Linked DNA regions of Mus musculus: region 2 is linked to region 1. The links are chromatin loops, found by intact Hi-C in ENCODE. Cell type or tissue: left cerebral cortex. All regions are shown on one strand. Each heading gives the region's core, and the rest is flanking DNA. Links, peaks and the distances in the headings are about the cores only.

Evidence for each region. Peaks named below come from ENCODE experiments on the same cell type or tissue, not always from the same donor. Only the 100,000 strongest peaks of a DNase experiment are listed, where the experiment ranks them.
Region 2: it touches region 1 in a loop (1.8-fold over the local background); 4 of 42 quality-filtered maps call a loop at or near these places.

What each region holds. Positions count from the first base shown.
Region 1 is chr6:146,721,730-146,727,106 of GRCm38, forward strand. It overlaps Stk38l (serine/threonine kinase 38 like), which reads left to right and starts at 3,201. Exons shown (of 14, transcript NM_172734.3): 1 at 3,201-3,318. In left cerebral cortex, for the core only: a CTCF peak has its summit at 3,303; DNase peaks (open chromatin) are centred at 3,174, 3,798 and 4,382; H3K4me3 peaks cover 2,249 bases; H3K27ac peaks cover 1,580 bases.
Region 2 is chr6:146,639,575-146,644,951 of GRCm38, forward strand. It overlaps Med21 (mediator complex subunit 21), which reads left to right and starts at 3,005. Exons shown (of 4, transcript NM_025315.3): 1 at 3,005-3,078. The coding sequence starts at 3,037. In left cerebral cortex, for the core only: a CTCF peak has its summit at 3,029; DNase peaks (open chromatin) are centred at 2,930 and 3,640; H3K4me3 peaks cover 1,688 bases; H3K27ac peaks cover 1,397 bases.

The sequences.
Region 1 (5,377 bases), core at 190-5,189:
ACCATGAGGATGCTGGGAAGCAAACTTAGGACCTCTGCAAGAGCAGTAATTACTCTTAATCACTGAGCCACACATCCAGGCCAAAAGGTAAATGTTTTGTATTGTTTCTGATACAGGAGATTGAACTCAGGGCCTTGTACATGCCAGGCAAATGCTCTACCACTAAGCTACACCACGGACTTTCCACCTTATTTATTTTTAAAGATTTATTTATTTATTATATGTAAGTACACTGTCTTCAGACACTCAGAAAAGGGAGTTAGATCTTGTTACGGGTGGTTGTGAGCCAGCATATAGTTGCTGGGATTTGAACTCATGACCTTCAGAAGAGAAGTCAGTGCTCTTACTGCTGAGCTATCTCACAAGTCCTCCACTTTATTTTTTGAGACAGGATCATCCGATGAACTTTGAGCTCTTGGAATGACTGAGCTGTCTGGGAATAAGCTCCAGAATTCTGCGCCCCCCCCCCCAGTCCTCAACTGCTATAAATATTTTAAGTTTAGATACTTTTAAAACTCTCTCTTTTATTTATTTATTTTATTTATTTTATTTTTCGAGACAGGGTATCTCTGTGTAGCCCTGGCTGTCCTGGAACTCACTCTGTAGACCACGCTAGCCTCGAACTCAGAAATCCGCCTGCCTCTGCCTCTCAAGTGCTGGGATTAAAGGTATGCGCCACCACGCCCTGCTCTCTTTTTATTTTTATTTTTTGGTTTTTCAAGACAGGGTTTCTCTGTATAGCTCTGACTGTCCTAGAACTCACTCTGTAGACCAGGCTGGCCTTGAACTCAGAAATGTGCCTGCCTCTGCCTCCCAAATGCTGGGATTAAAGGTGTACGCCACCACTGCCCAAACAGTTTAGGTACTTTTATTTGTTTATGTTGAATTTGTCTTCATTTAAGGACCAGGCCTAATTTCAAAAAAGGCCTTAAGGCTCCAGCTTCAGGAATAGACCATAAGTCCCCAAAACTAAGTTGGGGGACTAAGTCATAAGACAGCAGCTCTAGGAACAGACCATAAAATCCAGAACAAGATCATAAAACCCCCTCCCAAAGAACAGTCTGGGGATAAACACAAAAATGGGAAATATCTTATCTCAGAATGGGCCATCTGCGCTGGGCAGCCCTATTTCATCACGTGGTTGAACGATTGTGATATAGGGATACAGACCACTGGCCACACATGATTGAACATTCATGACATTGGAATGTAGACCACTGATCACCTGTGGCCCCCTAGCACCCACCAATGAGATTATAGATTACCTAATTCTTCTAGAGAGTTCCCTTGGTTTCCTGTAAGAAGGCCTGCCTGCCTTTGTCTGGGATCGTCATTTCAAAGAATGGTTGACCCTTGCATACTGGATGTTTCTGTGGAATAAACACTCTTTGTTTTTGCATACTATCTGAGTCTGGGCTCTTCCTTCAGTGATTTTTGGACCCTTACATTGTATATATGTGTCTCTGTGTAAGTGTGCACATGTACATGTATGTAGGTGCCTCTGGTAGCTGAAAAGGGGCATCCAATTTCCTGAACTGGAGTTACTAAGGTGTGCACCATCTGCTGTGGGTGCTGGGAACCTAACTCTGGCCTTTTGTGAGAGCAGAAGAGGGCCATCCTCTAGCCCTTGCATATATTGTTTTAATAGTGTAAAAGCTAAGGGTATTTCATAAAATCCCACTGTTTGAAGAATGGATTTGTTTTTTTTTGTTGTTTTGTTTTTTTTTTGTTTTTTTTTTTTTTTGTTTTTCGAGACAGGGTTTCTCTGTATAGCCTTGGCTGTCCTGGAACTCACTCTGTAGACCAGGCTGGCCTCGAACTCAGAAATCCACCTGCCTCTGCCTCCCGAGTGCTGGGATCAAAGGCGTGCGCCACCACACCCGGCTCCAAGAATGGATTTGTTAATAGTGATTGGGAATATTGGTTTGTCTTACTCAAAGACCAGTTTTATCTTAAAAAGCAAAACTCTTGTCACTTTCCCAAAACTCTCCCCTGTGTTCTCCATGGGAAAGTGATTTTCTAAATATCACACACTCTTCTCCCTTTATCCACAGATTCACTTTGGCAGTACCCACAGTCAACCATGTTCCAAAATTATGAAGTGGAAAATTCCAGAAATAAATGATTCACCAGTTTTAAACTGAAAATGCCGTTCTAAGTAGCCAATGAAGTCTCTCACTCCCCTCACTGTGTTGCTCCCAGGACGCTAGCAGTTCCTCTGGAGTGTCAATGTTGTGTATGTGAAACTCCTGGCCCCCTGGGAGGCATGGTCCTTGTTCCAATAATCCTCATTTTATTTCATAATAGCCCCAAAGCACAAGAGCAGCTGGCTGTCTACATCAAAGATAAGATTTAGCCTGCTTTTGTATTGTTAAGACTGGGTCTCACTCTGTAGCTCTAGCTGGGCTCAAACTCACTATGTAGCCCAGGCTGGTCTCAAACTTGCCGCAGCTTCTGCCTCAGCCTCCTTGGTGATGGGATTACATGCATGAAACACTGTACCTGGCGTCAAAGTTTGTTTGTTTGTTTGTTTTTTTAAAGTAAATGTTGTTGAGGTTGCTTAAATCTATGGTTCGGTTGTTAATCTCTTACTGTGCTGGATGTATAAATTAAGAGTAGGTGTGTGTAGGACACACAGTGTATAGTGTTTGGCTAGTCCGCGGGTCCTGAAGTTTGCCTGCCTACCTTTGATGCGAAGGGAAGAGACAATGACGACGACAATTTTCTAGCCTAATGCTGTATGTTATGTTGTCAACTGCTCTGGGATTTTTCAGGTAAGTTTAGCAAATTTTCATGTATGCTGGTAAGTTTCTTGTGGTCTTCCTAAATTCTAAATCCTCCTAAGCCTTTCGGGTTCAGTTATAGAGACGTGGAAGTCACAGAGCTGCTACATTGGTGATCTCTCCTCTATGGAGCCATCTTTGCATTGCCTTGAGGAGAGCTCCATCACACCAGGCCTCTCTCAGGGTCAGGCAGAACCAGTTAGAACTGGAGAGGGCCATGAGACAAGAACGTTACAACGCCCAGTAGTGATTAGACTGAGCTCAGGTTCCTGGACCAACCTACACTTCCGCCCGCGAAGGTGGGGGTCGGTACTGGCGCTGACGCCAGAAGGACACTTCCGCCTGGGTGCGTATGACGTCAGGGGCGACCCCTTTAAAAAAAAAAATCTAGGAGATCAAGTCTCGCGAGATTCTGGCGCGGCCGCTTTGGCACCGCCTCACGGGGCGGGACGAGGCGGGGCCTGGCGCGAGAGACGCGCGCCGCGGGCTGCGGTGACTGAGGAGGAGGCTGAGCGGGCGCGGGCGACACCGGCAGGTGAGAGCGGGCGAGGGCACCGGCGCCGGCGCGGGGCAGGGCCGCGGGGCTAGGGCGGCGCTCGCTGCGGGGAGGTGTGAGGGGCTTGGCGCGGTACAGCCCGCGGCGCCCAGCCCAGGTGTCCCTGGCGGAGCGGAGAACCGCGGCCGTGCGCGGCGTCCCCGGGCTGCAGGCGGGGCCGCGCCCCCACCGCCTGTCAGTCACCGGGGCCTTCGCCGAGCCGGGTGCGGCAGCCTGCGTACCGGGAGCGGAGCCGCCAGCCCCGCGCGCGTCCTGCTCCGGGCCCACCTTCCCGTCCCCTCCGGACGCAGAGGGCACGGCTCGCCGGCACAAAGTTGCCGGTGCACAGCGACGGCAAACTGTGCCCGAGCCGCGGCGTCCCTGTCACCGATGCTACTTTCTCTGTTGCGGGGTCGCTCTTGGGTCCCGAAGTTTGGAGAAACGCGGTGAAGAGATGCGAGGTGGGTCTGGAGCAGCGGCTGGTGTAGAGGTGCGCTGCTGCCGCCCCTCGGGACTCACTCGGTGCAGAGCCGGCGCGCTCTCCGGCTCCTCTGCAACTTGGGACGCGTTTCGGTAGAAGCCACTTATGGATTTGGCTCTGGTATTAGCCACACGACTGCCAAGAAGCCAGGCGAACAAAGTTCAATGGTTTTAAGGTGGTGATTACCCCTTATTTGGCAGTCGTGGCTTAAATCGGTCAGGTCTCCCTACTTTAAGTCAATAAGCCTTGCAATTTGCATATCAAGTTGTCTTGATGTCTCACGCACAAGCCTAAATGGAAAGGTTTTTCTCTTACGCCTCAGGATATATAAAACAATTAAGTTTATTATGCTCTTTCCCTCGTGGCCAAGAGGCACTTTATTTGAGTTAGTTGCTCTTGTGTCTATTTGGGGAGATAATTTAGTTAAATATACGATAAATTATGATATTGCGCGAGGTCATAAAAGTACTTTTATTTGGAAAATCCTGGTCTCAGAAGAAGTACAAGGGATAAAAGTTTGGTATTTGCCTTCGCTCTGCTGAGCGTTTTTTCTCCTAGTTAGAGGCCCGATTAGGCATCCCATTTGTTGGGATGTGTTTAGAATGAGAAGCATAGTTCGGTGTAGTTTCCGTGCTCTTTTGAAAGGCCTTGCTGTTAAGTAATGAACAAATTAGACTCAGAAAAACCACATTAAATAGAATACTGGAAGTCTCAGCACTTGTTTTCTTGAGTTTGCTTACAAATAAGCCAAAGAATAGAAACTAAGGCTGTCTAAATAAAAAGGTGTTCTCTGCAGTTTTTATTATTTAAAACAGTTTTAAATTTTAAATATATTTTGATCATAGTCCCTTCTCCCTCAAGCCCTTCCAGATCCTCTCCTCCTCTCTACCCACCCAACTTTAAGTTCTTTCTCAAAAACCAAACTCTGCAGCTTTTTAAATACTAGATTTTAATTTCAAAAAGTGGGACATTAAGAACAAAGGAAAATGATAAAAAACCAAAATGATAAAGCATTAGTCTCAGTTTGGCCATTTTTCTTTAGAAAAGTTCCACTCTCTCAAAGACCAGTGACATCTTGTTAGTAGAATTGGTAACATGCCTTAGCAAGTGCCTTCTCACAGAGCTAGGAAAAGTTGAAGACACCAAAGCCAGGAGGATTTTTGTATCTTGCTGTAATGTTAAATGAGTTTATTTTCCATAAATGTAGGACCAGTTAAGCAAGCATATTGCTGTTTGAGAATCCTAGCATTACTTTCAAATCAACAGATGGGCAAGCTATGACTGGGTTAGACTAGACATATGCAGAAAGCCTGCCCTTGAATTTTTATATGAAAAGCACCATGGTCTCTTTCAGTGAGATGATGAAAGCAAGCTTAAGGCAGCAGAGTTGTGTTTAAACAAGCAGGTATATTCTCCTATCCTTTCTTCTTTGTTCCCCCAACAGTTTCTGTTCAAGTCCCAAGGAAGTATTTAGTGAGGCATGATCAGTGCTGCCATATACAGGCTACAGGGCACTTCAATCTCCAGGTAAAGGTTCTGCTGATTGCCAGGATATTATTGTTTACAAGCATTGGAAGG
Region 2 (5,377 bases), core at 159-5,158, 82 kb before region 1:
GATAATGGAGTTCTGGCCTCTCGTCTCTCTCCTTGTTTGTCCTGGTCATAAACTGAGTTCCACCATATGATCTGCTGGTGCTGACCTAATGTAACAAGGCTAATCAATAACAGGCGACAGCCTCCAAAGGCACTAGTAAGATATCTTTTGTTGACTGGTTGATTATCTCAAGTCATACTACACTATCAAAAAGCTAACACAGACTCATTGCTTTAACAGGACTCTTCAAACAGTCCACAGATAAGTCCAGTGGTTGGGGGCTTTGGCTGAAGTAGGTGGACCTGGCAGAAGGCTCAGGGACATGAGTAAATTTTGGCTAAGAATCTTGGGATTGCAGCATGGGTTGTCTTGAGGTGACCCCATTGCAGCATGGGTTGTCTTGAGGAGGCCCCATTGCAGCATGGGATGTCTTGAGGTGGCCCCATTGCAGCATGGGTTGTCTTGAGGAGGCCCCATTGCAGCATGGGATGTCTTGAGGAGGCCCCATTGCAGCATGGGATGTCTTGAGGAGGCCCCATTGCAGCATGGGTTGTCTTGAGGAGGCCCCATTGCAGCATAGGATGTCTTGAGGTGGCTCCTGTACTTCAGGCAGCTCTCTTCTATGGGGCTGGCAACCTCAGACTCTTTACCAAGTGGGATAAGTTGCAGCCTATCAGTAACCATCTGTTTTAAGTGTTCTTTCAGAAGTGTTTAACCAAGATGGCACGGGTGCTCAGCATGTAAAGGTGTTTGCAGAACAAGCCTGACAACCCAAGTCCAATCCCTAAGACTCACCTATAATAGAGAACAATTCTACAATGTTCTACGACCTTCACATGCACGTTGTGACATATACACACATACATATCACACACACAAACATAATGCACACACACAATAAATAATTTTAAAATGTTTTCATTCTTTTCTGTCTGCTCTTTTATTTTTTTGCTTTTGTGTAGAGAAATTTTTTAAATTTATTTTATATAGGGGAGTTTTGTCTGTGTGTATGTCTGTGTGCAAGATGTGCACTAACCCATCCAGATTTTTGGGGTTTTTTTAGACATGGTCTCACTATGTAGCTCTGGCTGCCCTGGAACGTGATGTATAGAATAGGCTAGTCTCAAACTCAGAGATACAAGTACCGGGATTAAAGGCAAGTGCTACCAAACCTAACTGTCAATTTCATTTGTAAGAGGAAGTGCAAGACCTGTGGAGGTTCCCAGTTTGACCACAGTGGTAAAGTACACTGTTGGTGGAAATGAAGACAGATGTGAAACACAAGTGGAACTTCCTATAGACGAGTGGGAAAAAATATCCCAGAAGCTGAGATCCTCAAAATTATTTCCTCGATTTCAAAATGCCATTCCATCTACTAGAATTTTAAATCCCAAAGTCATGTGTTACTAGGATTTGAGACCTTTGGAAAGTGACTGGGATCTTCAGGTCCCCTTAAGGGCCCATTCATGTTGATGGGCTATAATGTGATTGACGTGTGCTCTCTTGCCCTGCCTTGTAACAGGCCCGGATTTTAGCACAACTTACTCTACGATGAAGTATCATAAAACTGAGGATGTAGGCAGCACCACCTGCCAAAACGAAAATAAAAGTCCATATCAAAGTCCATAGTTCTGGGAAAGTCTGTAAATGTACTAACCTTGCTTTTTGGTTTCTGTAGTTACACTTCTACCCAACTATTTTTGTTAACTGAGTCATGTCAACTCAAGATACGAATTTTGTGCTAGAAAGTTCACCCTGAGGAAGGCTGGGATCCTGAATACCCAGTATAGTCGATGGCTGGCTAATCATGACTATCTGTTGGCTTAAACCACATCTGAGGAGTCTTCTCTGGTGGATACCTCCCAACCTCCTCATCTGTTATGTCCTCCTCTGTTAGGATTCACCAAGAAGGCTCTCTCACGATGACAGTCCACCTTGATAGTGGACTTCCCAGCCTCCAGAACACTGTAGGGAGTAAACGTTCTTTGTAATTGCTTGTCTGTGCTATTCAGTTGTAGCAACAAAAAACAGGCTCACATACCCACCCACCTCCAACTCCAGAAATGATCATCTTGGAAACTATGATAAACAGTTTGTCTGAGTTCCACAAACCAGGTATTTGCAGATTCAGGACTCACTTCCCATCAGAATATCCCCAGGCTAACAGAAATGACCTTTCTGCTATCACCCTTCACACGGAAAACTGTCAGGAAGCCCCAGTTCTAAATTTACATTCTGAAGCTGATCTTTCTTAAGATCGAACCTGCCTAGACCGGGCGTGGTGGCGCACACCTTTAATCCCAGCACTTGGAAGGCAGAGGCAGGCAGATTTCTGCGTTCGAGGCCAGCCTGGTCTACAGAGTTTGCACCTCCTACCTTCAAATGCTCTTCTTCCTCCTTTTCACTTTACTTATCACCCGTTCCTCATCACAGAGCTGTTTAATGCTTTCCATTTCCCCCAGGCACTCCCACTCAGAATTAAAGCACTAATCTAGTCTCCAGTTGGGTAAGCACCTCCTGCCCCAAACTAATTAGCCACCCTTTTCTAGCCATTTTGATTTCCTGGAGAATGTTAATTTCTCGAATTTAAATGTTGTGAATGGCGGGCTGCGAGTATGCTTTGTGGTATACCTGCAAAGTAAAAGCAAAGGAAAACAAGTGTTCCAGATAAACAAAACAAAGAAACGAACGAACAAAAACAAAACCCCTCACAAACAAAACACATTCCAGGCCAGCCAGGACTACACCGTGAGGCATAGCCTCGTCAGAGCTAACAGACAGAATGGAGGAAGCACCTTCCCTTCACAGGCTCGGTCCAGCGTAAACGCGAACCCGTAGCAGCTCAGCCTGCACGCGTCCCTCCTCCCCCACACCAGCCCTGGATCCCACCCGCCTGACGTCAGCAGGCCCGCAGGCTGGCCCCGCCCCTCCCCGGCAGCATGCTTCCTTAACCACGCCCCTCAAGGAGGAAGGCCTGTGATTGGTCCGGAGGCGTCATAAATTGGCCAATCGCTCGCGCTCTAGCAGCTTTTGCGCACCCTTGCGTGCGTGGTGAACATGGCGGATAGACTCACTCAGCTGCAGGACGCTGTGAACTCGGTGAGGGCTTTCCTCTGCTCGCCAGCCTTGCTTTCCTGACGCGGAGAGAGGAGGAAGGGGCGAGGCAAGGCCCCGGGGAGCGCGCAGATTGAGGTCGCCGCGGGCGGCGCACCCCGTGAGGCCTGGGTCTCACGTAGTCCACAGGGCGGGGTCTGAGGAGACGGGCCTGTCCTGAGGGGAGACCGGGCCGGGCGGCTTGTCCTGAGGGGAGGCGGGACCCGGGGGCCTGTCCTGAGGGGAGGTCGGAGCCGCCAGTCTCTCCTAAGGGAGGTGGGACCCGGGGGTCTCTCCTGAGAGGATGTGGGACCTGCCAGTCTCTCCTGAGAGCCATGGGACCCGGGGCCTCTGGTGAGGTGCGAACTTGAGGAAGGGAACGAGTGGCCGCTAATAAGGAGGGGACCCGACGACGGCCTCTCCTGAGGAGACTCAAGGTCTGCGGCCAGGTAGCCAGGAAGCGAGTACTCAAGTTCCAGGGATGCTTCTAGAACTTCCTTTGTGGGGCAGCACACGCCTAAGCACTTTTGTGTGTATCCCTCCCTCGCGTTTCAATTTCAACCTGCCAAACGGATTTCTCCTGTGATTCCACCTCTGAGGCTGAGACAGGAGGATTGCAGCGAGCTCCGGGCCAGCCTGAGCTCCAGTTTGATAGCCCATCTCAGAAAACAAAACACAAAAGACCACAACAAAGTGTTGAGTGTTTGTAGGTTGGTGTATGAGTGACCAGGGCGTGAGCTTGCCTTGCTTTCTGTAGGCCTTCACTCCTCCCTCCGCTCTTGGCGACTCCAGCACCAATGGTTGGAGAGTAACGTCTAGAAGAGGCCAGATCCTGGCCTCTCCGTTTCTTTGCATTTGTTTAAGTCTGCTTTACGATCTTCCCTAAGAGGCTCTTATAGGTGGAGTGAAGCTCTTACAGCACAGTACCACAGAACAGTGAATGTACACAAGAGGGATTTTTGTTTTGTTTTGAGATGGTCTCACTGTGTAGCTCTGGCTGACCTGCACACTGTGGAGACCAGATTGGCGTTAAAAACAAAAAAAAAAAACAGCCCAGTAATCAAAATCTACAACAAAAGCTCCTGAAAACTGCTAGCTTCTCTAACTTTGTCGCCTCTGGCTGTTATTCTGGCTTAATTGTACATGAATGGAAAACTAAATACTGAGCCTGGAATGGTGACCCACATCTTTAATTCCTGTAATCCCAGCACTTGGGAGGCAGAGGCAGGCGGATTTCTGAATTCAAGGCCACCTGGTCTACAGAGTGAGTTCCAGGAGAGCCAGGGCTACACAGAGAAACCCTGTCTCGAAAAAAAAAAACCAAACCAAAACAACAACAACAAAAATAGTGCAACAGTTTTCCATTGGTAATTAAAATCTCTTAGTGTCATTCTGGTTGTAGTTTGATGTAGAAGAGCCTACACAGTATATGCCTGCTGAAAAAAAAAATCTAAATACCTAGTTCTCTGGACAGTGTTTTTTAAACAGGAATGTTATAACAAGGCTTCTTGGTAATTCATCATTTTTGAGAGTACATTGAAATTGTGTATCTACTAGTGGGAAGACTAGTCTATTCTGTGTAAATAAAGTAGTTTTAAAGTTGAGGGGCTATCTCTTAAATGTTGATGAAGTCACCAAGGTACATTCTGTTTTGCAAAGATTCCCTGGGCTGCCAGCCAACCTCTCCCAAGAAAATACTTTTGTAATTTTACAAGTCTTTCTTGTTTTAATTTAAATTTTTTTGGTTTTACAAATCTTAATAATGCTGTGTAGAAGCTCATCTCCTAAGTATGCATATTCATGTAGGTCCTATAGTTAGGATGTTAAGGATACGATATAGTCTTAGGAGTACTGATAATTGAGTTAATATGTATGCCTACTGTGTCTACAGGGAATGTGTTTACAAAGAACTATTCTAGGAGCTTAGAAAGATGTCATAAACTCAAGAGACTTTTAGATGATGCAAACAAACCCCATATGTGGCTAGGGAGTTACAGTGGATTGTTTTCAGCTCTTAAGAGCTAAAGTAGATTGGAACACAGAGCAATATTAACATTTGTTCTGCCATCTGGAAACTCCATGTTCATTTCTATAATATATACAGTACTTGTCATGGAGTTGGTTTTTCAATAAATATTTTTGAACAGATTAATAATGGGTCTTGAATGAATTTACAAGACAGAACACTAGCTGCTGTATTGAGTAAGCTTCATTTATATTTTTCTTTCTTATGACAGTGCTGCTAAATAGAACACTGCAACTTAGAAAGCCAACCAGGTTAGCTTTTCAATGACAATTCAGAATT